Linked DNA regions of Mus musculus: all the other regions are linked to region 1. The links are chromatin loops, found by intact Hi-C in ENCODE. Cell type or tissue: heart. All regions are shown on one strand. Each heading gives the region's core, and the rest is flanking DNA. Links, peaks and the distances in the headings are about the cores only.

Evidence for each region. A loop is a pair of places that touch in the nucleus more often than their neighbours do. Peaks named below come from ENCODE experiments on the same cell type or tissue, not always from the same donor. Only the 100,000 strongest peaks of a DNase experiment are listed, where the experiment ranks them.
Region 2: it touches region 1 in a loop (8-fold over the local background); 12 of 42 quality-filtered maps call a loop at or near these places.
Region 3: it touches region 1 in a loop (3-fold over the local background); 3 of 42 quality-filtered maps call a loop at or near these places.
Region 4: it touches region 1 in a loop (8-fold over the local background); 12 of 42 quality-filtered maps call a loop at or near these places.
Region 5: it touches region 1 in a loop (7-fold over the local background); 15 of 42 quality-filtered maps call a loop at or near these places.
Region 6: it touches region 1 in a loop (4-fold over the local background); 9 of 42 quality-filtered maps call a loop at or near these places.
Region 7: it touches region 1 in a loop (6-fold over the local background); 6 of 42 quality-filtered maps call a loop at or near these places.

Annotation. Positions count from the first base shown.
Region 1 is chr13:21,529,410-21,533,810 of GRCm38, forward strand. Zkscan8 (zinc finger with KRAB and SCAN domains 8) reads right to left here and starts at 1,705. Exons shown (of 6, transcript NM_139141.4): 1 at 1,536-1,705. Gm32724 (a long non-coding RNA gene) reads left to right here and starts at 1,660. Exons shown (of 5, transcript XR_001780870.1): 1 at 1,660-1,745; 2 at 3,893-3,991. In heart, for the core only: a CTCF peak has its summit at 1,758; a DNase peak (open chromatin) is centred at 1,702; H3K4me3 peaks cover 1,552 bases; H3K27ac peaks cover 762 bases.
Region 2 is chr13:21,466,584-21,470,984 of GRCm38, forward strand. It overlaps Nkapl (NFKB activating protein-like), which reads right to left and starts at 1,918. Exons shown (of 1, transcript NM_025719.3): 1 at 464-1,918. The coding sequence starts at 1,858. The coding sequence ends at 671. In heart, for the core only: a CTCF peak has its summit at 2,142; a DNase peak (open chromatin) is centred at 1,958; H3K4me3 peaks cover 1,877 bases; H3K27ac peaks cover 978 bases.
Region 3 is chr13:21,707,871-21,712,271 of GRCm38, forward strand. n-TGgcc7 (a tRNA gene) reads left to right here and starts at 2,710; the gene lies at 2,710-2,780. It overlaps n-TMcat7 (a tRNA gene), which reads left to right and starts at 3,124; the gene lies at 3,124-3,195. In heart, for the core only: a CTCF peak has its summit at 2,218 (motif pointing right); DNase peaks (open chromatin) are centred at 2,261 and 3,151; H3K4me3 peaks cover 2,181 bases; H3K27ac peaks cover 1,169 bases.
Region 4 is chr13:21,360,737-21,365,137 of GRCm38, forward strand. Zscan12 (zinc finger and SCAN domain containing 12) reads left to right here and starts at 2,084. Exons shown (of 4, transcript NM_016684.2): 1 at 2,084-2,136; 2 at 2,844-3,315. The coding sequence starts at 2,914. In heart, for the core only: CTCF peaks have their summits at 2,099 and 2,300; a DNase peak (open chromatin) is centred at 2,075; H3K4me3 peaks cover 2,044 bases; H3K27ac peaks cover 1,070 bases.
Region 5 is chr13:21,400,184-21,404,584 of GRCm38, forward strand. It overlaps Zkscan3 (zinc finger with KRAB and SCAN domains 3), which reads right to left and starts at 2,572. Exons shown (of 6, transcript NM_001145778.2): 1 at 2,489-2,572. In heart, for the core only: no CTCF peak of the experiment used is centred there; a DNase peak (open chromatin) is centred at 2,528; H3K4me3 peaks cover 2,291 bases; H3K27ac peaks cover 1,997 bases.
Region 6 is chr13:21,477,509-21,481,909 of GRCm38, forward strand. Zkscan4 (zinc finger with KRAB and SCAN domains 4) reads left to right here and starts at 1,341. Exons shown (of 3, transcript NM_001039115.2): 1 at 1,341-2,001; 2 at 3,766-3,922. The coding sequence starts at 1,585. Gm40828 (a long non-coding RNA gene) reads right to left here and starts at 1,317. Exons shown (of 2, transcript XR_873159.3): 1 at 1,095-1,317; 2 at 109-715. In heart, for the core only: no CTCF peak of the experiment used is centred there; DNase peaks (open chromatin) are centred at 1,403 and 1,643; H3K4me3 peaks cover 1,383 bases; H3K27ac peaks cover 845 bases.
Region 7 is chr13:21,451,153-21,455,553 of GRCm38, forward strand. It overlaps Zscan26 (zinc finger and SCAN domain containing 26), which reads right to left and starts at 2,575. Exons shown (of 6, transcript NM_001347491.1): 1 at 2,426-2,575. In heart, for the core only: no CTCF peak of the experiment used is centred there; a DNase peak (open chromatin) is centred at 2,579; H3K4me3 peaks cover 1,784 bases; H3K27ac peaks cover 1,468 bases.

The sequences.
Region 1 (4,401 bases), core at 221-4,220:
AAGTTATAACTGAAATAAGATAGGTCCTCAATCCAATATGACTGGTGTACTGTTAAAAAGACACGGGGCTCTGAGGGACCGTTCAGGAGATAAAGGTGCCCACTGCTGAGCCTGACAACCCGAGTTTACTTTCCCAGAACCCACAAGGTGGAAGGAGAAGACAGACTCCTGCAATTGTCCTCTGACCTCCACTACGGTACTGTGGCATGAGTGGACCTTACCTATCCTCCCCAAACAAAACAAAATTCTCTAAGGTTGTTTTCAAACTGGTGATTTCCCAACCCTAGTACAGCATGCAATTAATTACGGGCATGCACCAACATACATGGCCATTTCATTCTCCTCTCTAATAATTTTGTGCATACACATTGCAGTGTTGGAAAGTACCTACAGAGAAACACTGATCCCTACACACCATCCTTGAAGAACATCTGGTCAGGATGATTGCCTTATGAACGGAAAGGCAACAATCTTAGGCTTATTCGGGATCGAAAATGTTAAAGCCTTGAAAACTAAGGAAGGCACAACTCAAATACTGGCTTCTCAAGAGATGCAGGAGATGTACTTTCCTTTCTGATTAATTAAACTTGAGAGATGTCTGAGAACCGAATACAAACCAGGAATGATAATCTCCAGGTTTTAGAGATTAAGAAGAAGTAGATGAAACAAACATGCTTTGTAGTTATCTGAAATGGCATTCATTCATTTTGTTTGTTTGTTTTGGAGATTTTAAAAGTTATTTTAATAAGGCTTGAGCATGAGGGTTAGGAGAAAGGCACTCAGGAGAGGGCCAGACGCACAAGCGTGGCTATGGGCTTCTCAAGGAAGTTGCTTTGATGAATGCTTTTAAGACTGACATTTTTATATTTAACCACAAGGAACTCAAAACGTGCACATTCACTAAAATGATGATTGCTGCATAGCAATACTTAAGTGAATCGGACAAATAGAAGTATGTGGTCAAGTGGTGGTCAACGTCTTAGAAATCCAACAGAGATTACTCATGAATGACCCGAGTTTTGGGAATGGGAACCTACCGAATTTTCAAGATTCTATTTCAGTTAGCTTTAATAAACTAGGTAAGCAAAGTATTCTGAATAAGGTTTAATTTTGTTACCCCAGAATTACTTAAAGTATTTCTTTTGCATACAACTGTTCAGCCATTACATGAACTACTTTCATAATATACTTCTTTTATGGGTAGAAAAAAAAAAAAAAGAGTAACAAAAAAAAAAAAAATCAAAGATTTCCACGTGGGGTAGAGGCTTCAAAAGAAAAAAATTATTATCTTTAAAAATGAATTTTGAGACCGATCGGCAAAACTGCTGAGTAGAAACAGTTGGTACACGGGCCGGCTTTACAAGTAAGAGCGAGTGCAAAATTATATACATGATGACTGGCGATGAGGAGAGCCATCCCGTAGGAAGTTGGGGCCGGGTGTCGGCCTGCTCAGCGGCGGCAGGCCCTGAACCGACCCGCTCCCCGCTCTCGGGCCTCCGCTGCCCGAGCGCCCCTGCTCGGCCCAGCGCACTCACCGAGAGCTCCCCACGCTGCCCGAGGGCGGGAGGCGGCACAGCGCGGACAGGGAAGCGCGCGAGGAGACGCGACGGACACCGAACCCGAGCGGGACCCCTGCAGCCGCTAAGTTCCAAACCCTTGGAGCCGCAGAGCCGGGCAGCACGCATCTTGCCCCACAGCCACTTCCGGAAGCTCTCTAGGAAGCTCGGAGGTCTGACAGCTCTATGGTAGGCCAGCAAAAGGACCGAGCGCCCTCAGCTACACCAGGTGGAGGGCGGCTATGCGGGACATCCTGAGGAGTGACATAGCTTTAAGTCACCTAAGCTTTTGTCTGGCCAGCCTCGGGCTTCAGGTGACAAGTTTAAGAGTTGGGTGGCTGATCACAGATCCAGAGGCCTGCGCTGGGCTCAGGAGTATACTTAACGGATTTCTCTTTATTCTTCTTAGTTACCTTGTGCTTTCCCATTAATGCTTCATGATTACTCCAAATTCCCAACTTTCACTGCGTATTGAAGAATTTAAACCTTTGTAGTTCCTAGGAACAGTAGTATATTTATAAAGTTCCTACTGACCATTGCTTTCTCTTTGACTATGAGTGTTCTCATCCTCCAGATACTTATGGTTGGAAACAACAAAACGTCTACAAAATAACCAGACCCCTAACTTAAAATTTAAATAGAAAATTGGTGGAAAACAATGAACATTGGTTTACTTTTTAATGTCAAAGACAACTTTTATCTGTTTCAACTTGTTGAGATAGAGTTGGTGAATCTCATTCTCATCTCGAGGAAATGAGGCAGAGGACATGTGAATGTCTTACCTAGTGTCATATAAACGAATGGACAAGCAAAGAACTAGAACAGAAGGGAGAAGTCATATTCAGCCAGGAATTGCCAAGCTTGGGTCACAAGTGAACACAATAGACAGGGTTACATTTTGTTGTTTTGCTAGTTTAGATCAAGTCTCTCTGTAGCCCTAGCTGGCCGCAGGGCAAACTTCCTGCCTCACCTTCCCAAGTGTTGGGATTAAAAGCATAAATCAAGTGATTATAAATTTGGGATTATAAAATTGGTATTATAAATGTAAGTCAATACAAATAGGTTAAAGCCTTCTGAAGTTGATTCCTCTTTCAAAACAACTAAATTAGAAATAAAAGAATATTTGACTCATATTCTTTGATTCAAGTTTTTAAATGATGATTGAAGTTTTGCCCACATTATGGGCACTCGTGGTCTCTAAGGTAGATTCTGTCTATTAATCCTGAGCACTAAGTAATTTTTGGTACTGTTCTCTTTTTAGTAGAACTAATTTACTCTATAAATTCTCTGATACCTAGTTAGAGCCTAACTTATACAGGCTTTCCACACTTTATGTACCCATAGGGTTTTAGCCTATATGGATTCTCTGATGTTTAATAACACCTCTGTGCCCACTGAGATCTTTCCCATACTCTATGTTTATAGGACTTCAGTGTGTGTTCTATAATTTCCAACAAGATGTTCTTGTTGAATGAAGGTTTTTCTGCATTTATTACATGTACTGGCTGGTTCTGTGTGTCAACTTGACATAAATTAGATTCATCAGAGAGGAAAGAGCCTCAGTTGAGAAGATGCCTCCATGAGATCCAGCTGTAGGTCATTTTTTCAATTGGTGATCAATGGAGGAGGGCACAGTCTATTCTGGGTGATGCCATCCATGGATGATAGTCCTGGTTCTATAAGAGCGAAGGCTGGACAAAGCAGGGGAAGCAAGACAGTAAACAGCCTTCTCCATAGCCTCTGCATCTACTCCTGACTCCAGGTCTGCTTGAGTCCCTGTCCTGACTTCCTCCAATGATGGACTATGATCTAGAAGTGTAAGCCAAATAAACCCTTTCCTCTCCAATTTGCTTTTTGGTCATGGTGTTTCATCATAGCAATACAACCCTATACAAATTGGTACTGGGTATAGGGTATTGCTGTGACAGACCTGATTATGTTTAGGGGGAGAAATGTGGAAGGACTGGACATTTGGGCTAGAAGGACCATTGATTGTTGAAACCTCAGTGTTCTGTAGGAGCTTGGAAGACAAGAATGTTGGAAGCAGTGCTGAAGACAGAGGCTTGGAATTTCCCTCTGAAATTCCAGAGGGAAGATTAAAGATTCTATCAGGGCCAGTTGCTGTTTTGATGTAAGATTCTGTGGTTAGAATGTAAGATTCTGTAGTTAGAGCAATATTTTGATTTTATAATTGACAATACTGGGAATTCCACTTTGTAAAAGCATGTAGTACAAAGTAGCACAAGTATGGTTGTGGTCATTTCAGATATTGCTGGGAATTCTGTCTTAATCACAAACCAAAACTAATTTGATGATTTAGTTTTTCTTCTTGACAGGTTTCATAAAGTCCAAACTGCCTTCAACCTATGTTTCTGAGGATGACCTTGAACTCTTCACATACTTCTACCTTGACCTCCCAAGTGTTGGGATTACAGGTGCGACTCACTGTGTCTGGCTAACTTAACAATTTCTTAAAAAAATGAAACTCAAGTCAGAAACTCAAGCAGAAATTAAAAATATCAAACATTCTAACATGATACAATCAGAGATATGCCAGTATCTGTGATTTGATACATGCTGAGAAACAATGGTAGGAACATCTAAAAAATATTTTGTTTTCCATAATTAAATTGTCTTTGTATGAAAGCAGAAAAGTTTGTACAGTAGAAACTCTGAGATCCATAAGATTCGATAGTCTTATTTTGGAACTGAGTTATTTTAGGTGGCATTTGTTGTTATTACTTGGCTTAATGGCAAATACAACATGAAGTGCTCATGTTATGTGTTGAGAAGCACACCTATAGTGAAGTCACATGTTACAACACAGTCATTGCTGCCAGAAATG
Region 2 (4,401 bases), core at 320-4,319, 63 kb before region 1:
AAAATGCCCAGTCCCTTCAAAAAGAAATGTTCTTTCAAGAGATTTGGCAGCTCTTTTGTTTTAAAAGGGAAACCACTTTAAAGAAAACAGAGCCATAGAAAAGGATGGTGGGAAAAAGTTCAAGGTGTATTAACATCCTGCTAGAAACAGTTTCCCAGACTTTCCAGTTACAAAATTCCATCTCCTTAAACAAGTCTGCTAACTACAGTCAGAAGAACACTGCCCACTGGATCCAAATAGTTCCAAAACGTTCAGCTTCTTGGGCATTGCTCTTACGTTCTTTTTGTCCGGGGACAAATGACTCCAAAAATTAAAATCCTCCTGACGGGGTTAGGGGGAAATCACCGTAGCAGATGGGGGACTAGGCACTTTTCAGTTTAGTAGTACTAACTTCTATTTTGCAAAATACAAACTTGTATATGCACAAAAACCATGGAAGGATACAGAGACTTTTTTTTTTTTTAGGGAGGTAAATCATGGACTGAAGTGACATTCAACTTTTTAGTCATTTTTCTGCAATGTTTGTAAAAAATTTTAATGACATCTCAAAAAGTGCTTTTTACTAACACAGTAGGTACAATAGCACTGGTAAATGGTAAAACCATTTACTATTACTTTGGCCATACAAAGCCTTTGTTGTTAAACGTCCCACAGTGAAACAAACAGGTTGTCACTTGTCATCTTTCCCTTTTGTCTTTCTGTACACCATTTCTCGAAAGCTGGCTAGGATCTTATTTTCTCTCTTCCGCCTCTCTTCTTGGTTAAAGGATGCAAGGGCTCGTTTCTCATCAGCACTGTAAATCTGGTTCTCTTTACGCAGTCTTACAGCCTCCATTCGGCGATGCCTGCTACCACTCATGACGTAACCTGAACATTCAAATGAGGCAATCTCTTCACTTGTCAACCCAATTTCACCTCTTCGTGGGATACGCTTCCCGGCTTTTACATATTCAGCCATTGCTGCACCTTCACCAGGAAGCAGAGCATGGCCATAATTCAAAGGTTTCTCATCTTGAGAGGTGTGTATCACAGGTGCTTCTGGGCCTATTAAATCCATGCTCTCTGCACTCATCGACTGTTCCATCCACGCATCTTCTGGCAAGTCCCTTTCTGAAGCTTTGCAGCTTATGTCATTGTATTCTTTTTTAGTCCTCTTCTTCTTGAGCTGTTTTGCCCGATGTTTCTTTTTCTTCTCTTTCTTCTTGGTTTTAACTTTCTTTTTATCACTATCAGAGCTAGAATGACAGTCTGAACTGCTGTCATAATATTTTTTATGCTTCCTTTTGGAAGGCTTTTTCTTTCTTTTTTTCTTTGTTGAATGACTGGTCTTTGTCCTTTTTTCTTCATTGGTGAAATCTGAACTGCTACTCTTCTGATTCTTCACCTCATCTTCAGCTGGTGTATGTTCATCAGAATCTGGCTCAGGAATCTTGGGTGACAGTCCCCATACCTCAGGCGCTCCCAGCTCTCCAATCCTCTCTCTTTCCTTCAGCCTCCTTTGCCTATAACTCTCCTCCTTTTCCTTCTCCTGGTCCTCAGCCCACGAAGGATCTCCCGCATAGTTGTGGTGGTAACGGTATCCACCACAGATGGGAGAGGAAGAGCAGGCAAGCGTACGGATCCCCAGCGGTAGCGGTCGTTCTCCAGACCTGGGGCGGCTGATGGGATGCAGTGGCCGGACGCCCTGAGCACCCCGCGGAGGCTGGAGCCCCTCAGGACCGCTGAGGAGAGAGCCGAAACCGCCTCCCCGAGGTGATCGGCTAGTCTGTAACGCCGACGGTGGGCTCTCCGAGAAACGTCGTCGTTTCTGAGAGCCCAGAGTGTCCTCATTAGGGCGAGATCGGGATACAGGCGACATGGTCCGCCTTCAATCAACCACCGCGGTGGCGGTTATTCCAGAAGTCACAACACAGAGAGCACGCAGCTCCCGCACAACCCGCACACAGCGCAGGCGCACTAGAGACGGGCGGGCTGTAGGCGGGTCAATTCCGGGGCGTAGCCCGGTGCAGCCCTAGTCCGAACCGTGGCGCTGAGCCTCCGATGGAAGCGGGAAGCAGCCCAGAGCCTGCGCAAGAGCCCTCTTCAACCTCTGGGGCGTGGACAGTCACTTCACTTCTCACTATTTACATTCCCCACCTTGAGCCCCAGGGGAAACAAAAGGAATTATCATTAATGAGTCCTGCTGTCTGTCTGTATTGCTGTGCTTTTTATTTTTTCGATACAGGTTTTCTCTGTGTAGTCCTGGCTGTCTGTCCTGAAACTCCCTCTGTAGACCACGCTGGCTTGGAACTCAAGAGATTCACAGGCCTCTGCATCCCGGGTACTGGGATTAAAAGTGCTGGCCACCACCTTAAGGCTATTTGCTTTGCTTTTTTTTTTTTTTTTTTTTTTTTTTTTTTTTTAATATTTTCGTTATATACATTTCAAATTTCAAATGCTATCCCGAAAGTTCCCTATACCCTCCCCCCGCCCTGCTCCCCTACCCACCCACTCCCGCTTCTTGGCATTCCCCTGTACTGGGGCATATAAAGTTTCTATTTGCTTATTTTTAAGTGGTGCATATGCTGGCTTGGAACTTGCTAGGCACCACTCAAGCACCAAGATTAAAGGTTTTCATAAGCAGAACTGTGATGGATAAGAAAACTTAACTCTGGACCAGGCATCGCTTAAAATAGCTGTTGATTCGCATGAGTTCCTAGCAGCCTGCATCCTCCACAGAATGAAGCTACTGCTGCGAGATAAGAACGAAAGAATGGGGCGCCTGATACGAGATAATTGGCTTTTGTAACCCTCTTTCCCTGTGGGAAAAGGGACGAGCCGTTTTCTCTATCTCTGTGTAAGGGAGCAAAGCAAATTTCCCACACAGCTGCGGATTTCATATAAGGGAGATAATTGTAATGTCCACCTTTATGCTTCCCATTGCCCTCTATGTTTCCCAATTTGGTCATAAGATTGAGTCCATCTTACTATCAGTAAGAATAAATTTATTGATTTTAATCTAAATTTGGGTTGCGTCTTTCAGTTTTGCCCAGTGGAGTAGAACTATGGAACACAGACATCTCTTCCTTTAGATTTTTGTTAGATCTTTTCTTAGAGTCATATGTTTACCACCGCATGGCTCACCATTCCTTTTCCATTCCTGTCTCCATCTTTTCTGCTGAGTTAGTGAAGGATTCCTATTGCCTTTACTCCAACTACCTGCCTCGATGGGACTTGACAGCTGCCTGGTGCTGCTGCAGATCTGCAGTCCCAGCAACTAAGAAAACCCAAGTAATCATGAGATTCTGCATCAAAGAGTGTTGGGTAACTGCTTAGAGTATGCCTTGCCAAAGGTTCAGTTGCTGGCGACTTAGCAAACAATCCTGTTCCTCTCTATTGGAAGCAAAACCTAAATTACTTCTGGAACTAAAGTTTGAGTTTAAGTTTCTGAGCTAAGTGAATTCCAGAGCATTATGTTCGCAGACTTCTGCTCCAGAAACATAGATTCACTAGTTTACAAGGTTTCTCTTTAAGGACATTTCTTCAGAAATCCGCCACTTGCAGTTACCTTCTGAAGGTACTTTACATCCCATAACTTTTTTGTTTTTGTTTATTTGTTTTTTCGAAACAGGGTTTCTCTGCGTAGCCCTGGCTTTTCTGGAACTCACTCTGTAGATCAGGCTGGCCGCATACTCAGATATCTGCCTGCCTCTGCCTCCCAAGTGCTGGGATTAAAGGTGTGCACCATTGCCCGGCTACACCCCATAATTTAAAACAGCAAACTTTCACGTAAAATAATAGTTCCCTAATCTGAAAAATGGAAGCAGGCACTACAATGTAGCAGGCAGGGCTCATCTGAAAAACTCCCAAAATAAGGTAAGTCAGAATTTAGAAATGATGTTTTGCTGAAGCTGTGCCTGTTTTCTTGTTTGTTTGTCTTTTAAAAAGGATTTTAGTGATTTATATGTATCTGTGTGAGTACATACCATTTGTATATACAGAAGAGGATGTTGGAGTCCCAATAACTGCAGTTACAGGTAGTTGCAACTTGCCTGATGTGGGTGCTGGGAGCCAAACTCAGGTTTTTCAGAAGAGCATCAAGTACTCTTAACTGCTGAGCCATTTCTTCAGCCCTCTGGTTTTGCTTTGTTGTTGTTGTTGTTGTTGTTGTTGTTGTTGTTGTTGTTGAGATGTCTAAAGTCTCAGGTAATCCAGACTGACTTCACATTCTCTAGGTAGCCAATGCTGACCTTGAATTCCTGATCCTCCAACCTCTACCTCTCAACTGTTTGGATTATAAACGTGTTACCACACTCGGCTCTGACACTAGGACTCCTAAACAATAAGATGGGACAGAACATAATGTCCTAATAATATCTTTCATTTGAAAAAAATATTTTAAAAATCTAGACTCGGGGGCTG
Region 3 (4,401 bases), core at 251-4,250, 180 kb after region 1:
TTCTACATCTTCATCTGAAGGCTGCTAGCAGAATTCTGACTTCCAGGCAGCTGAGGGTCTTAAAGCCCATGCCCACAGTGACACACCTATTCTAACAAGGCCACACCTCCTAATAGTGTCACTTCCTAGCCAAGCATATTCAAATCATGTCATGGGGCCATCTTATGGCTCCCATTCAGCCTATTTCTGTTTGTGCAAGCACATTTTTACTGTCCATTGCTGCCTATACTTCAGTAAATATAATCCTAAAGAGAGGGTTCTCCCTGGGTCTTTAAATGGTCTACCTCTAAGTTCCCACAACATGTCGAAATTAGATCAAATCTATTTGTTATGGTTTTTGCTTAGTAACCTCTTTCCTTGATAGCGGTGTTATCTCCGTGCCTTAGGATCGACGGAAGAGGAATCACCTCCTTCGATGGGATTACATCAGAAAGAGCCAGCTGTGAGGACTTTAGATTAAAGGGTAGCACAATCATATCATACAGTGCTTCACTCAGGGTAGCTCATCTTGTTGCCTGGCTCATGCTTAAAGGGACTGAAGGTTAGTTAGTGAGCACTTTGTCCTGACCGATGACGAGGATAAGCAATTTAGCTCATCACATGTAAGACAAATAATGAGAATCTAGCTTTGTTGAACAAGAGGGGCACATGGCTGGAGAGATGGCACTCAAGAGATGAGTACATCCTTGATCATCTGAGTTCAGTCCTAAGATCCCAGGGGAGAAGGCAAGAATCAGCTTCCAACGGTTGTCCTATGATGTCCTATGGTGCAGGCCATGCCACATGCAGGCCATGGTACGCATGCACACACCACCACCACCACCACCACCACCACCACCAAATAGTGTAAATCTGCCAAAAAGAAAAGTAACATGTGCGTCCTAAATCCTCTGGTGGGGCAATGAGGAGACAGAAATGTTGCTTCTGAGGCCTCCACTTGGGGGTTTCTTTACCTGAGCCTCTAACTCCTTTTTACATGAGGGAAATTCCTTCTGCACAGATCTTATGATCGCAGTACTGTATGGCAGAAAACTCTTTCCTCTTTTGCAGGAGTCCTTTTTGTTCTTTGCAATAGCGATTTTGCATTAAAGTTTTTCCTAAATGTGGAGAGACCTTTTTGGACATCTTAAACATCTGGAAACCCTAAGAAACCTTCTGGGCAAAGATATCGTAACGCCATGGTCTCTCTTCCCAGCAATGTTTCCAGAGTCTCTCCTTCCTCAGTGTCTGTGGGTTTTGATTGATTAACAACATATAAATAAGAAACCCTTCATCAGGTATGCTGTGCATATTTTCTGCCTCTCTGTGGCTTGTTTTTAAATGTCTTAACAGAGCCTTTTGCTGAACAGGTTTTGCATTTTGATTCAATGCTGAATGCTCTTTCTCCTCTATGCTGAGATATCCCGATACATCAAAGACAGCAAACGATCTCCATTACTATTGTTACATTATTCCCAGAGGGCACGCTGAGATTTTCTTTGTCCACATCCAAGTCTTTCGAAGTTTGTTCTGACAACTCTTACCTCTTCTGTTAATCATCTTTGGTAACGCTCCAAGCCAAGTTTCCTGGGTCAAGCCTGGGTATGTTTATCTCCGGGTGCATTACTTAATTTAGGATTTTGAGCTTACATAGCTAAGAGGTTAGTTTGTTGGGGTTATTTTGATTGTGTGTTTTTATTTGTTTTTGTTTTTAATTTTCTTTCTCTTCCCTCTTCTCTCTATTCCTCCTTACTCACCACTGAGCTTCTCCGTCAGCTTCTGTCCCAACATATATGTGGAATCCTAAAGGTTTTTGGAAAGCATTTCGACACCCTTTCTACTTTTCCAGAAGTTTCTGTAGGGCTGCATATTTATATTCTCACCTGGGAAGGCCTGAAAGGAGGCCCCGGGCAAAACCAGATTTAGTATGCTCAAAAGAAATACCAGGTATGGCTTTTCTCACAATTTTATTTCGACATTTTATTTTTTAGATTTTCTGTTGATTAGGTTACAGCAGTCACATCTTGAATTTATTATACAAAATCATTTAACCCGAGTTCATTTTTATGTTTTTATGGAAGTCATGACTGTGCCTTTGGGGAAAAGTTATCCTTTATTGGCATTGCTAGACTCGATTTTCCTAAAGAACATTACAGAGTTACTTCTGAAAATGCAACCTTGACCTCCTAAGGCCGAATCCTCATTTCTAGCATCCGCCCCTCCGGTCTTCCGACTTCCGACCAGTAGGGAGCAGCACTGATCCGACATACCAGCGCGCGCATTGGGGTTCCTCTCTTCCCTTTCGTCTGCTCTTTTGCACCTTTCCGTTGGACTCTCTTCTCATTCCCTTAACTTTTCTTCATTGTCCTGCTCACGTTCCTTCAGGGTCCACCCAGATTCCTAAGCGATTTCTGAGAAACGCCTCCACTGAGGTGATATTCACATAATCCGTAGTGCCCTCCCCGGGTCTCAATACCCTTGATCCCCGGTACCACCCAAGTCTGTCAATCTTTCCACCTCCGAATGGAGACTTACGGTCTACTAGCTGGTGGCTTGCAAGTGCTTGGGACGCCCAGTGTTGCCGTAAATAAGGAAGAAACATTATTAATAGTTAACATTAAAAGTGTAAGATGATATTAATAACTATTTTAAAAAAGGTGATATTTTGAAATGGAATTTTCTCGTATGGGTAGTATAATTACTTGTACGATTAAAGTACAAACTACCGGAGCATTGGTGGTTCAGTGGTAGAATTCTCGCCTGCCACGCGGGAGGCCCGGGTTCGATTCCCGGCCAATGCAGGTCTCGTTTTCCTTTTTTCTAAATCATGTATTCGAAATACAATCTGTCTTAGAATCATTCGTTTTTCCTACTTAAATTTCAATTACTCGTACATAGTAATCATATTTTAAATAAAATCGTTCTTTCAAATGAAAGGGACTAGTAGGTTAGTGACAAACTATTTTCTTAAAGAAACATTGAATTTCATTTATCTATTTAAAATAAAATCCTTCGGAGCTCATTTTGCTATATGTAAATCACCAATTAAATCAGCTAATCACTACACATTGGAAAAAGCTGTCAGAAGACAGTGTTCACATCGAACTATACAAGTGTGATTTCAAAGAACACCTAGGCAGCTCTAGCAGAGTGGCGCAGCGGAAGCGTGCTGGGCCCATAACCCAGAGGTCGATGGATCGAAACCATCCTCTGCTAAGGTGCAGCTTTTTTTTTTCCTCGTCACACAAAACCAAAGTTTTATTCACTTTCTATTTGCTTGCAGAAACCGAAAGTAATAACTAATTAAAGCATGCTGCGCACAATATTTCTTCGAGATGAAGATGAAAACATCTCGAAGCGCGCTTTCAATTAGCTGAGGGATGGTAAACAGACTCGGAGGTGGTAAACCCAGGTGCAGAAGTAGCATGTCTGTGCGCCTCTAAACTGCATACTACGAATGTCCCGTTCAAAGAGACTACTTATAGCCAGCTCGGTTTAAGAGTGTCTGTGAAAGTTACATGGAGTAGCCTTTTCCACCTGCTCCGTTTTCCTCCTTGGCGCGTATCACCACCAGCTCAGTATGGTGTGTTTTATTCCTTGATTTCTTTAGAGCTCTGGAGATTTCCCAACTTGAGAATTTTTTCTATACAGGAGTATAAAGTCTGTGTGGAACAATAGTCGCTTGGTGGAGAATTGAGTGTCGTCCCTGGTGAGGTCTTGAGAAGGAAAGGCCACACGCCAGCCCTACTTCCTTTCCACAGTCAATATCTGGAAAAAAAACTGACATCTTATCCGTTATAGTCAATCTCTATCGAGCTGAGATATCCCGATACATCAAAGACAGCAAACGATCCCCATTACTATTGTTACATTATTCCCAGAGGGCACGCTGAGATTTTCTTTGTCCACATTCAAGTCTTTCGAAGTTTGTTCTGACAACTCTTACCTCTTCTGTTAATCATCTTTGGTAATGCTCCAAGCCAAGTTTCCTGGCTCAAGCCTGGGTGCATTTATCTCCCAATATCAGGCCTTGAAAGTACCAGCCCCCTGCTAAGTCCTGCAGGCAGAGATGTGGTGCATAATCAAATGAACCTACTGACACTTCTGATAAAGTATTTTACAGAGCAAAGTTCAGAGATTATAACACAACAGTAACAGTTAAAATTTTAAAGTTTTGCTTTTATATAATTCCAGTTGCTCACCAGATGGAGGGTGACTTGAACCAATAAATTGCTGGGCAACGTATAGAGACCTTCTTTCAGGGGAAAAATATAAATAAAATAAAATTTAAGCCTGGTACTGATATTTTTCCTCTTAAAATATGTGCTTCCTTCTGGAATTCAAACTGGCACACATTTCTCTTTTCTTTCTTTTCTCTTTTCTTCTTCTTCTTCTTCTTCTTCTTCTTCTTCTTCTTCTTCT
Region 4 (4,401 bases), core at 230-4,229, 170 kb before region 1:
ACTTTGTCTCTGTAACTCCTTCCATGGGTGTTTTGTTCCCAATTCTAAGGAGGGGCATAGTGCTGGACCAAGTCTTATGAAGGGACAAAGTTGTATCTTTCTTCTTTACCAGAAAACCTCTGGCTAGTTATCTGATAAAGCTTACATAGTCATTTATTAACAATGCTATATTCATAGCTGAGGAAATGTGACTTAAATATTATTCTTTTGACCAGTAACCAGAGTCTTGCTGTTTCAGTTCTTGATTATGAGGGCAAAGGGGGGGGGCATCTATTCCTAATACCATCTAGGCCTGCTAATATCTACCTTGTGTGAATTGATGTTCCTAAGGGAAAAAAAGCAGCCACATTTGTGTTAGATCTACAAGACTTGATTGAATGATTAGAACTTAGGCAGTTGTGGAGAGTTTTTTTGTTTGTTTGTTTGTTTGGGTTTTTTTTTTTTTTTTTTTTTGGTTTTTTTTCGAGACAGGGTTTCTCTGTATAGTCCTGGCTATCCTGGAACTCACTCTATAGACCAGGCTGGCCTCGAACTCAGAAATCTGCCTGCCTCTGCCTCCCAAGTGCTGGGATTAAAGGCATGTGCCACCACCGCCCGGCAGTTGTGGAGAGTTTTAAAGTTGTAGGTCCAGAGACAAATTGTCTTTTGTTACATATAGCTCTTTACAACCATTCATTGCCCACCCATGTGTCTGCCTTAATGTCCTTCTGCTTTTTAGGTAAATCCCTTTGAAATGTACTAACAGATCACTTGGTTTCACCAATCAAAAGGCTAAGAATTTTCCAGATAGCTATAACCCACCTGTACTGGCTGGCTTTGTGTGCCAACTTGACACAAGCTGGAGTTATCACAGAGAAAGGAGTTTCTGTTGAGAAAATGCCTCCATGAGATCCAGCTGTAAGGCATTTTCTCAATTAGTGATCAAGGGGGAAGGACCCCTTGTGGGTGATGCCATCCCTGGGCTGGTAGTTTTGGGTTCTATAAGAGAGCAGGCTGAGCAAGCCAGGGGAAGCAAGCCAGTAAGAAACATCCTTCCGTGGCCTCTGCATCAGCTCCTGCTTCCTGACCTGCTTGAGTTCTAGTCCTGACTTCCTTTAGTGATGAACAGCAGTGTGGAAAAGTAAGCTGAATAAACCCTTTCCTCCCCAGCTGGCTTCTTGGTCATGGTGTTTGTGCAGGAATAGAAACCCAGACTAAGACACCACCTAACTTACATTTCCACTAATTGTTTTTTTAAAGTTGTCTTGATTTACTACTTTCTTTTGTTCTGGTTATGTAAATCAATGTCCTAAGCCACACTCTACATGTATTTTGCTCGATAATAAATTACTACTATCTTTGAGAGCTTGTGCTTGGTTTTCTGGTTACCCTCGACATGTACATTAGCTAAGAACAGGGTGAGATTTTTGTTGTTGTTGTTTTGTTTTCACTTCCAGAACACAGAATGTTCTGGTGCATGATAAGAGCATTAACCACTATTCTTTTTCAGGGATTTTTCTTTGGACTCTCCTTTTAAATTAAAACAAACAAACAAACAAACATTTTTTTTTAATTCTAGAAAAATGGTTGTGTTTATTGGGATACCATAGTTGCAAACATATTTAATTAGTACTGACTGCTTTGTTGAGTTTTTCTACCCAAGAAAGCTTATTGCCTCCTATTTATGTTCATATTTGGCTTTTAAAGTGTTTTAAAGTTAGCCCCAAGTAAATGTGGCACATCTCTTGAGCTCTGAGTATTTTTGCTGTTGCTTTTGTAGCTGTGGTCTTTTCATTCACACTCGTACTTATGAAGGCTGATTTTAGTGTTCATAATATCCTGTTAACTTACTAAATTATCCTTTTAATACATTTTTTCCCATTGACCAGAAGAATGTCTCTTTGAGACATCACTAATCTCAGTGATACTGAAACACAAACGCGAAACCGGATAAGGACCGGCATGCTCACTATGATTAGACAGAAAATCCCAACTTCTTTTGCCAGAGTAAGGACAAACCACTGAGTGGAACTCCGTGGCTCCCTAGAGTGGCTCTGGGAGCAACAGGGCTCCACCGCTTCCGGCCTTTGTGGGAGTCCGCGATGACTTCCGGTTCCTGGGAGGGCTGGATTCCCTTCCCTGCGCAGGAGCGACGCGGTGAGCGAGCTCGTGCTCCAGGCGGGGGGAGGGTGCTCCCTGCTACCTAGACTCTCGGCCTTAGAAAGATGCTTGGAACCGGGGGAAAGGCCACCCGGGCTGCGCTGCGGCTGCCTATGGGTCCCCCTGGGGCGCGGAGCTGGCCCGGACCTAGGCACGCTGCAGAACTTTAAGTTAGAGTCACAGAACTGGAGGGGCAGGAGAAAAGCAGAGCACCCTCCCCAACTTCTAACCTTTATGAGTGGTTAAGTTCCAACTAAAGCCAGTTGGGAGACTGTACTATGTATATGTGATTTGTGCCAGGTACGCAGAAAAAAAAATCAAAAGCAGCAAGGCAGGCGTACCCTACTCTTGTACTCTTTCCGTTATTTTTGGTGGTACTGTTAGTTGAACTTCCCACCCGCCAGGCAGCGGTTGCCCTTCCCCAACGCTATCTGCTAATTCCAAAATTTTTTGTTTATTTCAGTTAGTTGTTGTTCACTTTAGGAGTAAGTGGAGGTAAGTTTCTTCCCAAGCTTTACTCCCTGAAGTCCTGAAACAATTTGACATCTTTTTCACTTTTGTCTATTTTTGTGAAAGTCCACGTACAATCCAGTCAATACAGTAGATTAACCGGAGGGCAGCTTTTCAACTCTCCCACTTAACTCTTAGAATAGGCGGTATTTGCTTATTGTAGTTCGTGTTAGTAACGATGACTTATCCCTTAGGTCCACTGGGTAAGAAGATTTACCAAGGAGTTATTACTTGAAAGATTGATACATCTTTTATCTAGCTACGATGACATCTACTAGTGATACCAAGGTCTGTAAGAACCAGGGTGGACTTTTGGAAATAAAAATGGAGGAAGAATGTAAGTATACCACCAGACAAGATAGGAACCTACAAAAGAACACTTATAACAGAGACGTCTTCCGAAAATACTTCAGACAGTTTTGCTACCAGGAAACTTCTGGACCCCGGGAGGCTCTGAGCCGGCTGCGCGAGCTCTGCAGACAGTGGCTGCGGCCGGACTTGAACAGCAAGGAGCAGATCCTGGAGCTGCTGGTGCTGGAGCAGTTCCTGACCATCCTGCCAGGGGAGCTGCAGGCCTGGGTGCAGGAGCAGAATCCGGAGAGTGTGGAGGAGGTGGTGACTGTGCTGGAGGATTTAGAGAGAGAGCTTGATGAACTAGGATACCGGGTAAGAAAAAGGGGGGAGGGGTCCTCTTTCCTAAGCGCGACTGAATTTGTAGGCCAAAGTGAAGTATACCACTATTTTACAAAGCATATTGACATTTAGTTGGATCCAAAGGGGACTTTAAGTGTCATGGGAATTTGGAGTTGAACTTGTACGTTGTACATCCTAGCCTTGGGCTTGTAATCTTCCTGTCTCATATCCTTGGTGCTGAGATTACAGGTATGTACGTCCACTCCTGTCTGGTCTTAGTTTAATTATTCCTTTTCATCAGTGGGGTTGTTTTATTTCTGTGCTAAGCTACAAAGTTCTATCTGATGCTTAGTTCAGACACACAAGGCATATACTACGAGCGAAGATACTAGAAGAAGAGGAAGAAGAAGAAGGTATTAGATGGTGGTAATAGGGTGCGAAACAGCCTCTTGTAAAGACTATTATGTAATATAAACAAGTAATTGAGAAATGGGTGTTGAGCTGGGTAGGAGCACATGCCTGTCAACTAGCACTCAGATGATGGAAGCACATAGATTGGGGTTTGAGAACAATATGGGCTATACTGCAAGTCCCTGTCCAAAAAATAACAAGATTGGGGATATGTTTCAGTGCTAGAGGACTTGCTTAGTATGTGCAAGGTCCTGTGTTTAATCCACGGTGCTATGTGTTTAATCCAGTGATAGCTATGTACACAGTTATGGAGCTGTTAATACTCCCAAGTAGAAACACTGGTGGAGGATACCAGCTGTTAATCCCTCTTTGTCCAGATCTGTTGGTGGACAGCAAGACTTCAGTGGTGTGAATTTGATGGATTCTTCACCAGTGCTAGGGTGGGACTTGCCACCTGGTGTCTTAAGAAACCTCTCACTTGTGCTATAAGCAAGCTCAAGGAACTCTTGGTTGGCCAAGCTAGACTTAGCTGGGATCTTTATTTGGTTGGTCAGTGCCCTATCTGGAGTGAAAAGAAGCTTTCTCACATCTCTCCAGGAAAAACATATATCCACTGCCCTGATTTCTGTAGTAAACAGTTAAAAGATGGAGGTGGAGGTCACTATCCTGAATGAGTGAGATATGGGAGCAGAATGGAGAGTTAGATGG
Region 5 (4,401 bases), core at 146-4,145, 130 kb before region 1:
AGTTCAGGAACCTCAACTCATTCATTGTTTTTTCTTTTTCCTCTCGGCAATCTTCCTGCCTCAGCTCCCAAGAGTGGAGAGTCCTGCTGTGAACCATCACACCTGGGTGAACTCTTACGAAGAATCCAGAAATACTTCCTAATTAGCTGCCACAAGAGAGCTGAAATAATATAATTTTAGTCAAATAAGTAAACCTAAATTTAATCAAGCCTCTATATCCATGAACTCATGTACAGGAAAAAACACAAGAACAAATTAAAAGATTAAAGTTATAGTATGCAAGAGAACCACTGGGAAGCTTCGAAAGCCTCCTAATAGTTGGACAGTCAAGGAGAATTGAACTAGCCTCTGGGGGTGGGTCACAGGCCTCAGTACCTGAGAACTTAGTGTGTGATCCAAAGTGCAGCCAAGTTTGAGAACTAAGAAGCTAAAGAGAAGATCCTCTCCCCCCCCCTCAAAGTATCAGTAGAATAAAGCAACTGATGTGAGAATATTGAAAACCCAAGTTCTTCCACAAATAAATGTTATTTTTAAAGAGGAAGCAAAAGGAAGGTGGACTATCATAGATTACAAGGGACAGCAATTCTATACGTACTATGTAGTTTAAATATAGTATGCTCTAACTGTAAAAAGATACTTTTGGGTCAATCAGGAAAGCATGAATGCAATATTAAGGAATTACTATCAATTCTGTTCATGATAGTATGTCTAAATTAAAGCTCCTACTTTATAGCACATTGCTGTACCTGCAGATGAAGGGATCTGTTGTCTTGGCCTCTAGTTAGCTGTAAAAAGAATGAAAGAAAGACAGGGGAAGGAGAGCAGGAAAAGGAAGGAAAAGGGAGGCTGGTAAGGACGGATGGGGGAAAGGCAGGAAAAGCATGACTGAAGAGGACTATAAGATTTATGGCTGAATGGTGGGCCTACTACTGCAGGTGAGATGGAGTTTCTCTCTGATTCACATTCAAATCTTTACTAATGTCATTTTAAATAGTAAACAAAACCTTATCTTCTTTCTTTCCTGAGTACAGGCCAAAGCATTTTGTTGGGATCAAGGAAGAAGAGTAGAGCTGAGGCTAGAAAAATGAACACTGATACATTCTTAATAACGGCTTCACACACTCACGTTTTGTCAGCTTGCCTATCTGGAGTCTCACCAGCTGGGCAGAGTACAAAGGTACAGGATCAGAAGACTGTTTACCAACACAGGCGTTTGCCAAATAAGTAAACCAAAGACAAGGGTTTTGTTTTTGTTTTTGTTTTTTGTTAAGTTACAAATAGAGAAAAGAATGCTTCAGGGATCCCTGTATACCCTCAGGAGGTTAAAGATCCAATTCCTTAAGAAAAAGAAGGAAGATGAAAGGACTTTCAAAGACCACAAGAGGCATCAACTCAATGACCATGGCAAACTGTGTATGGTCAATATTAGCTTTAAAAACCTGCAAAAAGAACAAAGGGTGTTAGTGGGAACTCAGGATCAGATCGACTTATCTCTAATCTATCGCCAATCTACCTATCATCACTTCTAACTATCAGCCGTCCGTGTGGTTCTCACACTGGAGAGGAATCTCGCTGAGGGTCAGAAAGCTGGCAGGTCGGCAGCAATGTCTGCTTACAACAGGGTCCTAATCCTTCGCGGTTAGACGCTCCTCCTGTTTCTCAAGCTCCTCCTCCCACCAAAAAAAAAAAAAAAAAAAAAAAAAGGCATCCCCAGGATTTTAAACCTCTGTGAGCCTGACCATTACAAGACACTACACAAACCACTTTTACTCTTTGCTGTGGGATAGGCTCTTTTCCAGAATGTTCTATTTTCCCTCCTAAAATACAGAAATCATTCATTATAAAGAGAACTGATAAATAGTACTAACATTCAAAAGACAACAGCCAGTACCAAGGCTGATCGATGAAGAGAAAGTGCTGTCCTAGTTAGGAAAAGCAACAGGAATAATAACAGCTATCTTTACACTGTGCAGATTACCCCGTGCCTGGTACTATTTTAAGCACCTTTGCACAAATGAAGCCATTTATTCCTCACAACAATCCAGTAAGTTAGGCGACATCATTATCCCCTAAAATAGCAAAACACAGAAAGGTTAAGGGACTGGGGGGAGAAGTCACAAAGGAGCTGAGGCCAGATTCGACCAAGCAACCCGATTCCAAAGTTCTGGCTCTCTTCCAGTACCCCAGAATAAAGACCTTGGAACTGACCTTGTCTCCAGGAAAAGCAAAACTGTGACGTCTCCCATTTTCAAAGCTTAAGTACAAGACCCGAGAATCCCATCGCCAAACGCCCTGAGACTGACCAGACACCCGGAACCGGCCTGAGGCGAGGCGCCCGAGGCCCTGTCGGGCGCTCGGCCCAAGTGGCCACCGAGTTTATCTTCTCGGCGCCACTAGGCCGCGGAGGAAGATGTTTTGTCCCACCCCCAACCCCCACAAGCAGCCGACCCCTGCGGGAGGACGGTAACAGGACGGGACCCAAACCCACCCGCGAACGCAGCACCTCGTAGCACCCCGCAGTCACAAAAGTGTCGAAAGTCCGACCCCGGGGGGCGGGGCACAGAGCACTTCCGGCTTCTCTAGGCACCAGCGACACTCTATGATCCCCCCCTTCTCCCTCCTCTTAGTGGTTGCTTCGTAAAAAGACTTTTAAAAAGAAATTCTTTTAGCTGAAGTAGCAATGCAACATTTTCTCTCCTCCCTTTACTTCCTCCAGTTTTTTCCGTCCTCTTGGTTGCCTCGTAAAAAGACTTTTAAAAAGAAAAAAATTTTAACTGAAGTAGAATTACATCACTTTCCTTCCTCCCCCTAGTCTTTTCTCCTACCCTCTCACTCTCAAGCTGATAGCCTCTTTTCTTTGTTATTGCTACATTCATGTGTGTTTGTGTATATGTATATATGTTGTATATATGTATGTGCATGAACAAGTATATATCTATATCTATACAGATATAGAGATATCTGTATCTATATATGTACATATTCCACTGGCTAAGTTTTTGTTTTTATATGTTATTTGTGTGCATATGATTTCAAGGTTTCAAGACTGCATTGGACAGCTAATAAGAGGGCTCATCTTAGGGAGAGACTAATTCTCCATTTCCCAGCAGTCAATAGTTGCCAGTAGTTCTTTGGTTTGGGGTGGCACCCTGTGAAATTTTACCCCCTTCCATTGATATTGATATTGTCTATTGATACTGCAATTGTTTCAGTCTTGTGTATGCAGCCATTTCTTGGAGGCTGTTTCACAGCTGACATCCTAGATTTCTTACAATTTTTTTTTTGCCTCCTCTTCCTCCATGTCCTCTGAGCCATAGATGCAGGAGACATGATGTGGATGTATCTGTTGGGGTTGGGACCACCATGATCTGTCAGTCTTTGTTCTGTATCCAATTGGGTTTTTAGTGATGGTCTCTATTCTTTATAAAGAAAAGCATCTTGGATCACAGGTGGTAGCTACATTATCCAGGAAAGATGACTCTAGCACCAAGAGACTTTCAAAATTTGTTTTTTCCAAGGACAACTAAGGGAAGATAGCAAAAGAATGAGCTCCTATATAGCCTTCCTGAAATCTCTGTGATGTCAAGAAAAAGGAAAATTATATGTTCTCTATCGTCATAAAGAAGCCCTAGGGAAATGCATAAGAAAATGTTTGTTTAGAAACTGCATGAAAAGGGAAAATAAAAGTGAGAGGAAATTAAACTATTAATTATAAATATATAACAGTATTTTTGTTTTTGTTTTTGTTTTTGTTTTCCGAGACAGGGTTTCTCTGTGTAGCTCTGGATGTCCTGGAACTCACTCTGTACACCAGGCTGGCCTCAAACTCAGAAATCTGCCTGCCTCTGCTTCCAGAGTGCTGGGATTAAAGTCATGCGCCACCACGCCCGGCAACATATAACAGTTTTCAGGACCATTCTGAATGCCCTTTATAGAAAAAGCCAAGATAATTTAATCTTCAACTTATAATTAGCAAATTTAGCAAAGCTACTAAAATTTCAAAATTGATATTGATAGTTACATTTTTATAACAAACACAAATAAGAAAACATCACCTTAAAAGATAATCATTACAGTAGCAAGAAAATATAAAAGAGACCTCAACAGAAACAGAAAGGCTTTATTTATTAAGGATAGATAGTTGAAAGCCAGAGAAATTGGCTCATTCCTATGATCCCAGCATGTGGGAAGCTGAGGAGGAAGAGCCACTTCAAGTTACAGCTCCAAGTTCCAGGCCAGCTTGGAGTTCTGGATTACAGGGTGAGAGCCATCCTCACAAAACAAAACAGCCCCACTCATGGTCATGCAAGTAAACACAATTAAACCCAGTGGTTCACACACACAAAGAGACATCATGTTGTGGTGATCCCAGCCACAGAATTATTCTCATTGCTACTTCAT
Region 6 (4,401 bases), core at 128-4,127, 52 kb before region 1:
TCCAATAATTGCTTAGTATTCCTGAGTTCTAGTTTTCCCCAATGTCTTAGCTGTATCTTTTTACAGTGTTATGGGAAGCTTACCAGAGATGATAACTGAGACACAGTGTATATACAATCAAAGTCTTTATTCCAGCCAGCTGGGACCACATCCAAGTTTTGGGGGTGCATCTGGATGTGGCCCCCAGTGTCCAGAGCATGGGATTTTTGAGTGCAGAGACTTCATCAAGGCATCTCCCTCGGTAGCTGTAGTGGAGACCACAGGACAAGCAGTTCAAAGCAAGCAGTTTTAAAAGAATTTAAGACAAGCAGTTAGACAGCCGCAAAGAGATTCCACACAAATAGGCAGCTAAGATAAAGGCTTAGCTGGAGGGGTTTCCTGAACAAATAAGCAATTTCAACAAAGCTTAGGTAATTTAGCTAGGGCATTCTGATCATCCGTTCCTAGAATAGCACTGGGTAGTTTTCCATGGGATTCTACAGGAAGATCAGATTCCAGTTAAACCTCGAAACAGCCTCAGCAAGAATATCAGATGGAGGAAGCTTGCACCACCTCACCCATCACAACAGTTGTTTGGTTCTAGTCATGGCCGAAGTAAAGTTTGTCACGGCACCTGGCAGATCGGTCTATTGAGTTTCTTTTAGTTGATGACAGTTCACCTTTCTCAGGTTTGGGAGTGCTTGCATCTAACCTTTGTGTTAGTGTGTCAGCCAGGCTGTAGAGAAACAGGAAGAAATGAAGTTGGAATGGGATGTCCATGGGGTTGGGGACTAGAAAGTTTCTGGAAGTGCATAGAGGGAGTTTGGATGCTTGTAATGCACAAACTTTTTTGCTGAAGAGCTGGAAATCTCTAGTTATTTGGATAGGTGCCATAGTAGACTATACTGGCTCTTTACTGCCTATAGTGTCTTAAGAAGTGGTGGGAAGTAGGATCTTGAGTCCGTGTCTGGAGGATTCTTCTCTCAAGTAGTTTGGCCTGGAGTGGGAGGAAAGGGAGCAGCAGGAAGAGGACAGGACCAGGGACAGACAGGCCCCTTCAGACAAGTGAGTGTCCTGCTTCTTTCACGGTTTCTAAGACATACCAAATTTCTTACCTTTTCCCACCTGCATTCCCCATTCTGCAAAGTCTACTTGCCAGCTGAATTTTCGAGTCAGCACTGTAACAATTATGAAGGCAAGCTTTAGATCAGAAAGAACCAAGGGTCCCGGATAACTTACTTCCTCTGCTTAAACATATACTCCTGTGTTACCCATAGTCTACAATCCTTTCCCCAACAATAATGGGTTAATTTGGAAAGAACCACAGAGAAGCGCATCCTAGAGGGCGCCGGAAGTGGCTTGGGTTCCCACAATGCTTCCACCAGAGTCTGGATGTAGTTTATTTGCCCCGAGCATCCCTTGAGAATATTGTGGGTTTAGGGTGGAGTGCAGAAGACTAGGATTGTAGGTGACACCTCTGCAGCTGTGCCTTTGGTGACCCAGAGCACGAGGGGAGGGAGGAGATAGATCTAGTCTGAATTCCCATCTTGCGAGAATCTTCTGCAGATACAGCTTGTAGCTAGAGGAGCCTGGAGTTGGCACAGAATGGCTAGAGAACCCGGAACGTCCGCAGCCCTAAACGCTCGGTCTGCAGAAGAGGGCACTGGGCTTCTAGTGGTGAAAGTGGAACAGGAAGAGGCCTCCCCCTTGGCAGAGGAGACCAGTTGGCTGGGCAGTCCTGGGCCTGACCGCTCCCGCCAGCGCTTCCGTGCTTTCCGCTACCCAGAGGCAGCCGGACCCCGGCAGGCGCTGAGCCGGCTCCGCGAGCTCTGCAGACAGTGGCTGCGGCCAGACATGCACAGCAAGGAGCAGATCCTGGAGCTGCTGGTGCTGGAGCAGTTCCTGACCATCCTGCCAGGGGAGCTGCAGACCTGGGTGCGCGAGCAGCACCCCGACAGCGGGGAGGAGGTGGTGGCGCTGCTGGAGTACTTGGACAGGCAGCTGGATGACACACCTCCACAGGTAGAAGGAACAGGTTTAGTTAGACCCATGTCCTGTGCCTTTCAGAAACCAAGCAAGATCCAAGGAAGGCATTGCTTAGAGCCCGCAAAGTCTGTCTATGCTGGAAACCTGAGGCAACCAGCGAACTGACCTGGGCCCCTCAGGATAGTTAATCGCATAAAGGAAAATAAAAGGATTGTGGAAGAACTCGTTCCTAGTGAGGCTGGGGTAGAATGTGCCGAGCAGAGTGCTGAAAGGTTACATATGTACTTCTTGTTGTGTGGTGAGTAAGACACGAGGACAGGTTTGAGCAGTGGAATAGGCACAAATGACTTTGTAGGTGTTTTATTGGCTTGTCACGTGAAACAACATCTGCCGTGGCTTGCTGGCAGTCATATGATGCTTATGCCTCTCACACACACACACACACACACACACACACACACACACACACACACACACACACACAAATGTAGTTCTTCCTTTGACAGTGGAGAGGAATTCCACAGTTTTCTTAGAGCCTAGAATCTAAGAGTTTTTTTCTAGCCAAATTCTTGTATACCTTGTTTAAGAGTTTGGTAGAAAACAGGGTGTTTTTTACCTCTATCTTCTGACCTAAAGCAAAACAAAACAAAACAAAACCTTTTTCGAAATTTCATACACATCAACACTCCGTCTCCATCATATTCACCAACAACTCGGCTTCAATTTCCTCCAGCCACCACATATCCCCTTCTCCCCTTCATACAACTCCCCCTTTGTAAACTACCAAGTTCCATGAGTGCCACTTGCTGTCCCATTGGCTGATCGTGTTGTTTTGATCCTGTGCAGTAACCATACTGTCAGTGAGTTTATGGGTCAGTACCCATGTCTTTCCCAAAAGGTAGCTTTTTGAATTACACGTCGCCATTCCCCAATTCTTACGATTTTTCTGTCCTGTCTTCCACGAGGCTCACTGAGCCCTGGGAGTCAGGGGTTGATGTCGATGTCCTGTTTGAGGATGAACACTGGATAGTCACTTATTCTCAGCTCTTGGGCCAGTTATGAATCTCTGAATTAACTGCCACTGACTGCATAGAAAATCATCTCTGGCTATGGTTGAGGGCGACACGAACATGTATAAACACACTCTGGCCTGTTTTAGGGGATTTCTTTTCTGCAACCCCTTGTGGCCAGGAGACCAAGGTTCCAGACTTGGAGTTGTTGTCCTGAGCTCTGTAACAGTGGGAAGTCAATTCAAGTCTTAGAACTTTATTCTCTGAAAAGGATGTAGGAAACTCTGAGCATCCGTTTGCTATCAATGTCTGCCAGGAAACGACTTTCAGGAGGCTGCACTGCCTGTCTGTTCTCTGTTACTTGGCTTCACATACTGCAATTGAATTTGTTAGTTTCTTAAAAACCCCATTGGGTGGAAATTAGTATGCTTATTGTTTTTAGAGAAATGTTGACATTTTCGTATATTTTCCCATCACCTTCGTAACGACAGAGGGACAGAACAAGGAAGCAAAGCCATGGTTAATCCACAGGCTGTGCAACTGATCTGCCTGAGCTCCCATTGCAGCACTGCTACTTAGAAGCTACAAGACAAGGACGAACCGCTTAAACTGGGCCTCAGTTTCCAGTTACAAAATTCCAAACAATTCCAAAGTCCACAGGCTCTCTGCATTTCCATGAGTTATCATTTTCATGAAGCTCTTAGAATAGTGCCTGATAATATTGAGTCCTCCGACAAAGTGTGATGGGAAAGTTCAATTGAATAATAAAAAGCAAATGAATGATTTTTAGGTTTCAACGGGAGAATGGAGTCGCGAACTTCTCTGCTGCAAGGTGGCAGTGGTGACACCATCCCAGGACTCACAAAGTAGCCACTGCCAGGCAATGAAGTCACTCTTCAAGCACGAATCTCAGGAATCTTTGGAGTGTTCGCCCTTACAGGCCAGAGGTGAGCATATATCTGTGAGTGAGTATGTTTCTGTGTGTGTGGGGGGGGGGTGGTGGTGGCAAAGGAGGGATGGGTAGAAGGAAGAAGAGAGAGAGAGAGAGAGAGAGAGAGAGAGAGAGAGAGAGAGAGAGAGAGAGAGAGAGCTAGCCAATTCAGGGCCTTGCACATGCTAAGAGAGCAATAGAACCGCAATAGAACGGTGGTGAAGACAGCATTTTTCTCTACAGTTCTCCACCGTCTTCCTAATTTTACACCAGACTCAGAGTTTCTCATCATTTCCAGCAGCACCAGTCTTCATTTGGGGTTCACGTAAGAGGCCCTTTCTGTTCTCTGGCTGCCTTGAAGGATTCTCTGTGCTCTCTGACCCTTTCTAACCCAGTGCTTTGCTCAGGCCCTTTATTGATGGTGGTTTGTTTGTTTGTTTTTGCGTGTATTTTTTGAAGTACAATTCAAGAAATGCAAATTAATGGGTTTTTTTT
Region 7 (4,401 bases), core at 314-4,313, 78 kb before region 1:
TCCCTGAAGCCCTGCTGGGCAGCTCACAACACCAGTAACTGCAGCACCAGGAGATCTGAGGACCGTCCTGGCTTCCAAGGACAACTGTACTCAAGTGCACGTACTTGGGCATACATAAATAATTTAAAAAACAAATCTCTTTTTAAAGGCCGTAAGAACTCTGATACAGGCCTATCACATAAATTAGTGGCGACTCAGTTCTACAATGTGATTAGATATATATACATATACACCGTGGTGGTTTAACCTGTCTTTGGAAGGAACTCCAGTGACCCTGCCATTTAAGGCAGAAGACTGAGCATTCTCTTCCCTTTCTTTTATACTGTATGTATATAATTAATCAAGTTCTCTTCAAAAATGTGCATGGATGTTTTGCCTGCACATATATCTGTGCATCACATGTGTGCCTGAAGAGAGCCAGAAGAGGGTGTAGATCTCTTGAATTTGGAGTTTCCAGTGGGTGTTGGGATTTGAATCTGAGTCTTCTAGAAGACCCGAAAGTGCTCTTAACTGCGGAGCCATCTCTCCAGCAACCTTGAGTTCTTCTGATTCTACGGCTTCATATCCCTCATGTCCACCCTTGTATTTTCTTGATGGCATGCTCTCTTACTCAGACGTCTCTTACTTCAACTCAGTGGTTCTCAATCTGTGGGTCGTGACCCCCTTGGCAAAGCTCTGTCTCCAAAAATATTTATATTACAATTCATAACAGCAGCAAAATTACAGGTATAGAATAGCAGTGAAAATAATTTTGTGGTTGGACCTCACAACACGAGGACCTGTATTAAAGGGGCGCCGCAGCATTAGGAAGGCTGAGAACCACTGCTTTAAATGCTGGTCTTCCCGACACGGACTACTTGCCACACTGCACCTGAGATCTTCCTACGGGGGAAATGAAGCATGTTGCACACAATGAGTTGCCATCACCATCAAGATCAAGTTTAACATTTAATATGGTCTAAATTTTCCTTATGCTTTAATGACCAAACTTACCACTGTTGTTTGTTCTTGGTTCCTTATATATCCCACTCTTACAGGGAAAACCCTTTAACCTTTTTCTTATTGATTAGTCACAGCTCATGTCACAGTCAACAAGCCAACAGAGCTGCTCCACCTGTGCGTCCCTTGCTTAGTCAATCTCCACAGACACCACACTAAGAACGACCTCACACTACAGACGAAACTTGAAGAGTTGAAGAATTTATGATTTTACACAGGTTTCCAAGCTGATCTTCAGGGGTTTGTTTTTTTTTTTTTTGGTTTTGCCCCCCCCCCCTCCAGACCCCTTCCCCCATACACACACAGGGTTTCTCTGTGTAGCTCTGTTTGTCCGACAATTTGCCCTGTAGATCAGGTTGGCCTTGAACTCAGAGATCTGACTGCTTCTGCCTTCCAAACCTGGGATTAAAGACGTGAACCACCAACGGTGGACTGAACTTACCTTTGGTCCTTTTTTAAATCTACAGACCCCCGAATTATGAATTTATTTTTTCCTTCTCTCTCTTGTGTGTGTACATCTGATCCAGAAGCAAAAGCTGTGGGATCCACCTGGCCACAACTACAACAGTCAGTCTTCACTTCCTGCCAGATTTCCTGCCAGTTTTCCTTTTCCCCAAGGCTCTCACTCCCTAGCCCACAATGGGCAATTCTCCCAAGTGCTAGGATTATAGAAATTAGTCACTATGCTCAGATGCAGGTTTTTAATTGCACCCAACTTTGGTTTGCAACCCATTCTTGATTTCATTTCTGCTCATCCTCTAATCTATGCACATTATGGGTGTCCAATTACAAGACCTGTCTGAGTATGTCCTTCTATCACCCAAGACCAAGTTCCTCACACAACCAAATGGCCACTTTGTTCACTTACTTATCCTCTGTGGCAATCTTATTCACTGCGCTCGAAATACCCTGGTGCCCTCGTTAATCCCTAAATAAGACAGACAAGCTCCAGCTTTAGGGCCTCTGTATTCGCTGTTCTCTCACGTATGCCTTTTAAAGCCGCCTCTGTCTACCCATCTATTTCGGATTATCTACTCAAATATTCTATTTACTTACAGTGGTAACTACTTAAACATGCAGAAGCCATGTGTGGCAGCTCCAGCTTATGAGCTCAGAGCTCGGAGATAGAAGGATAAACAGGAGTTCAAATTAAGAGTATACGCCGCCAAATGATGAGGCCAACACGGGCTTCACGAAACGCTCTTAAAACCAAACAACAACAAACAAAAAAAGGGGGAAAAATCCCTCACAACAAAATAAAGCAACAGAACCCAGGAGTGCTGGCAATCTCAGCCATCAGAAAGCTGAAGTAGGAGATACGCTGGAGCTTGCAGTCAGCTTGAGCTGCGCAACAGCAGGAAACCGCCTCACCAACTACGTCCTGAGCTCCCTCCCTCTCCCATGCCCCGCAGCTTCCGTCACGCACCAGCTTCTGGTCCTCCCAGCTCCGAGGTGTGGAGAGTTTCTGTGTATCAACCAGACCCTCCGCTCGAGAGTCCCAAGTTTGCGGGTTCTCTCTCCGCTGGAACCCGATCACCGTACGTCCCCCTCGCCCTGGTCGCAGGGTCAGTCACACGTCTCTCAAAATCTGCGTTCCAGCCCAGTAGTTTCCGGCTCCGCTCTAGGACGATGGGAGGACCAGGACTCAACTCGGTGGTGTCCTGACTGGGTCTAAGTTGAAAGATTTCATTTACATAAATCAGACCATTTCGTTTGACTGTTTTCACACAGAGATGTCATCTCTATCACTAGAATAACAAAGCTCGGGCTGTAATCACAGCCACCAGCAAACAGACACAGCAATTGAATCTTTAGGTTGGGCTTTAGGCAAAAGCTGGCATGATCATGTAGGTTGGATTCTAGAGAACCAAAGTTAATTATTAGTGCTCAAGTTTATTCTTCATTCCCCACCCTTTTGCCACCAAGTTCCAAAGACTCCTATCTGTGCCTTCTTTATTTGGTTGCCTGAGTGTAGGGTTTAGAATTTAGAATTCAATGATATTTGAAGAGAAGTGGGGTAAAGATATGCCGATTTTCTTTCTAAAGTTTCTATGTTATTGTTGTTGTTGCTGCTGCTGCTGCTGAAAAAAAAAGTGGAAAAAAAAAAGTGAAGTTCACTTTGTTATTTTAAGCTTATCTTGTTTGACTTCGAACGAAGGCACTCAACAGAGCTTAGTCTGGTTAATGTATAGTGGTGTCAGTTATATGCTTTGCAGTCTGCTAAGCCAATGGTGTGTAAAGCTAACTCAGAACAAACATGTCAGAACAAACACAGCTTTAAGATGTTTTGTGTGCAGATTAACTCAGAGCAAACAAATCATCTGTTTAAGTCCTTCCTATAGTGTCTAACACAAAGTCCCCTACCACCCTTCCCTCCCCTATAATCCCCCTTGTTAGCCATTTACTTTGATAAATAGGCCACAGTTTGAGGTTCACCTCCAATCATTTGAGTGAGAACTCACATTAGGACTCCATCCTTTCCATGTTGACTGAAAAGACTTTTGCAAGCCCCAAATTCCCATGGTAGGAGCAGATGTCAAATCCCCTTTTAAAGGTTCCAAACCCATAACTATTTCTGGGTCCATTCAAAATTTCATAAAGGGGCTTAGCCATAGAGTCAAAAATTGGGACCAAATTCTACAGTAGCCTGTCATACCCAGGAATATGTTAAATTGCCTGAGAATTGCAAATTTTTGTTCCCCGTTTGTCTAACTGTTAGTCACTGCTTTCCAAGCAGACTCTTCTTTCCAGGCTAGAGGAGGAAACCCAGTAATTCCTCAGCCCGCTGACAGATTTGGGCCCTGCAGGCTAACAGTCCTGGTAAATGGTTTAAAGTCTCCTAGTTCCCAGTTACCTGCAAGTCTTTGACATCCTACTGCAACATGTCACCTTTCAATAGTTGGGCTTTTAAATCTTAACCCAGAGAGATGGTCCAGATGTTAAGAGCCCTTGCTGCTCTTCTAGAGAACCCAGTTCACAGCGGTTAGGCTCTCGGCTTATAATATCCTACAACTCCAGCTATAGGGCATCCAGGGGTTCTTCTGACCTTGTGCAGCAGCAGCAGCAACAACAACAACAACACACACACACACGTACACACACACACTTTAGAAAGAAAATTGGCACATCTTGGTCCTTCTTCTCTCCAAAGATAATTGAATTCTACATTCTAAGCCCCATCCTCAGGCCATCCAATCCTGCAAAGTCCTAGCATCTGTATAATTTAGAGTTGTAAACTGTTAAGTCTGATTCCAGCCATTCAAAGATGGAAAGGATCCTCCAATACTAGTAATAAAAACCGGAGGAATTCCAGGGAATGTGATTCGTCAGACTGTACTGGCTGAGAAGAGCAGAGTATACAACTAGCAAAATATCAAGATTTGCCTGCAGGTCTTATATAAA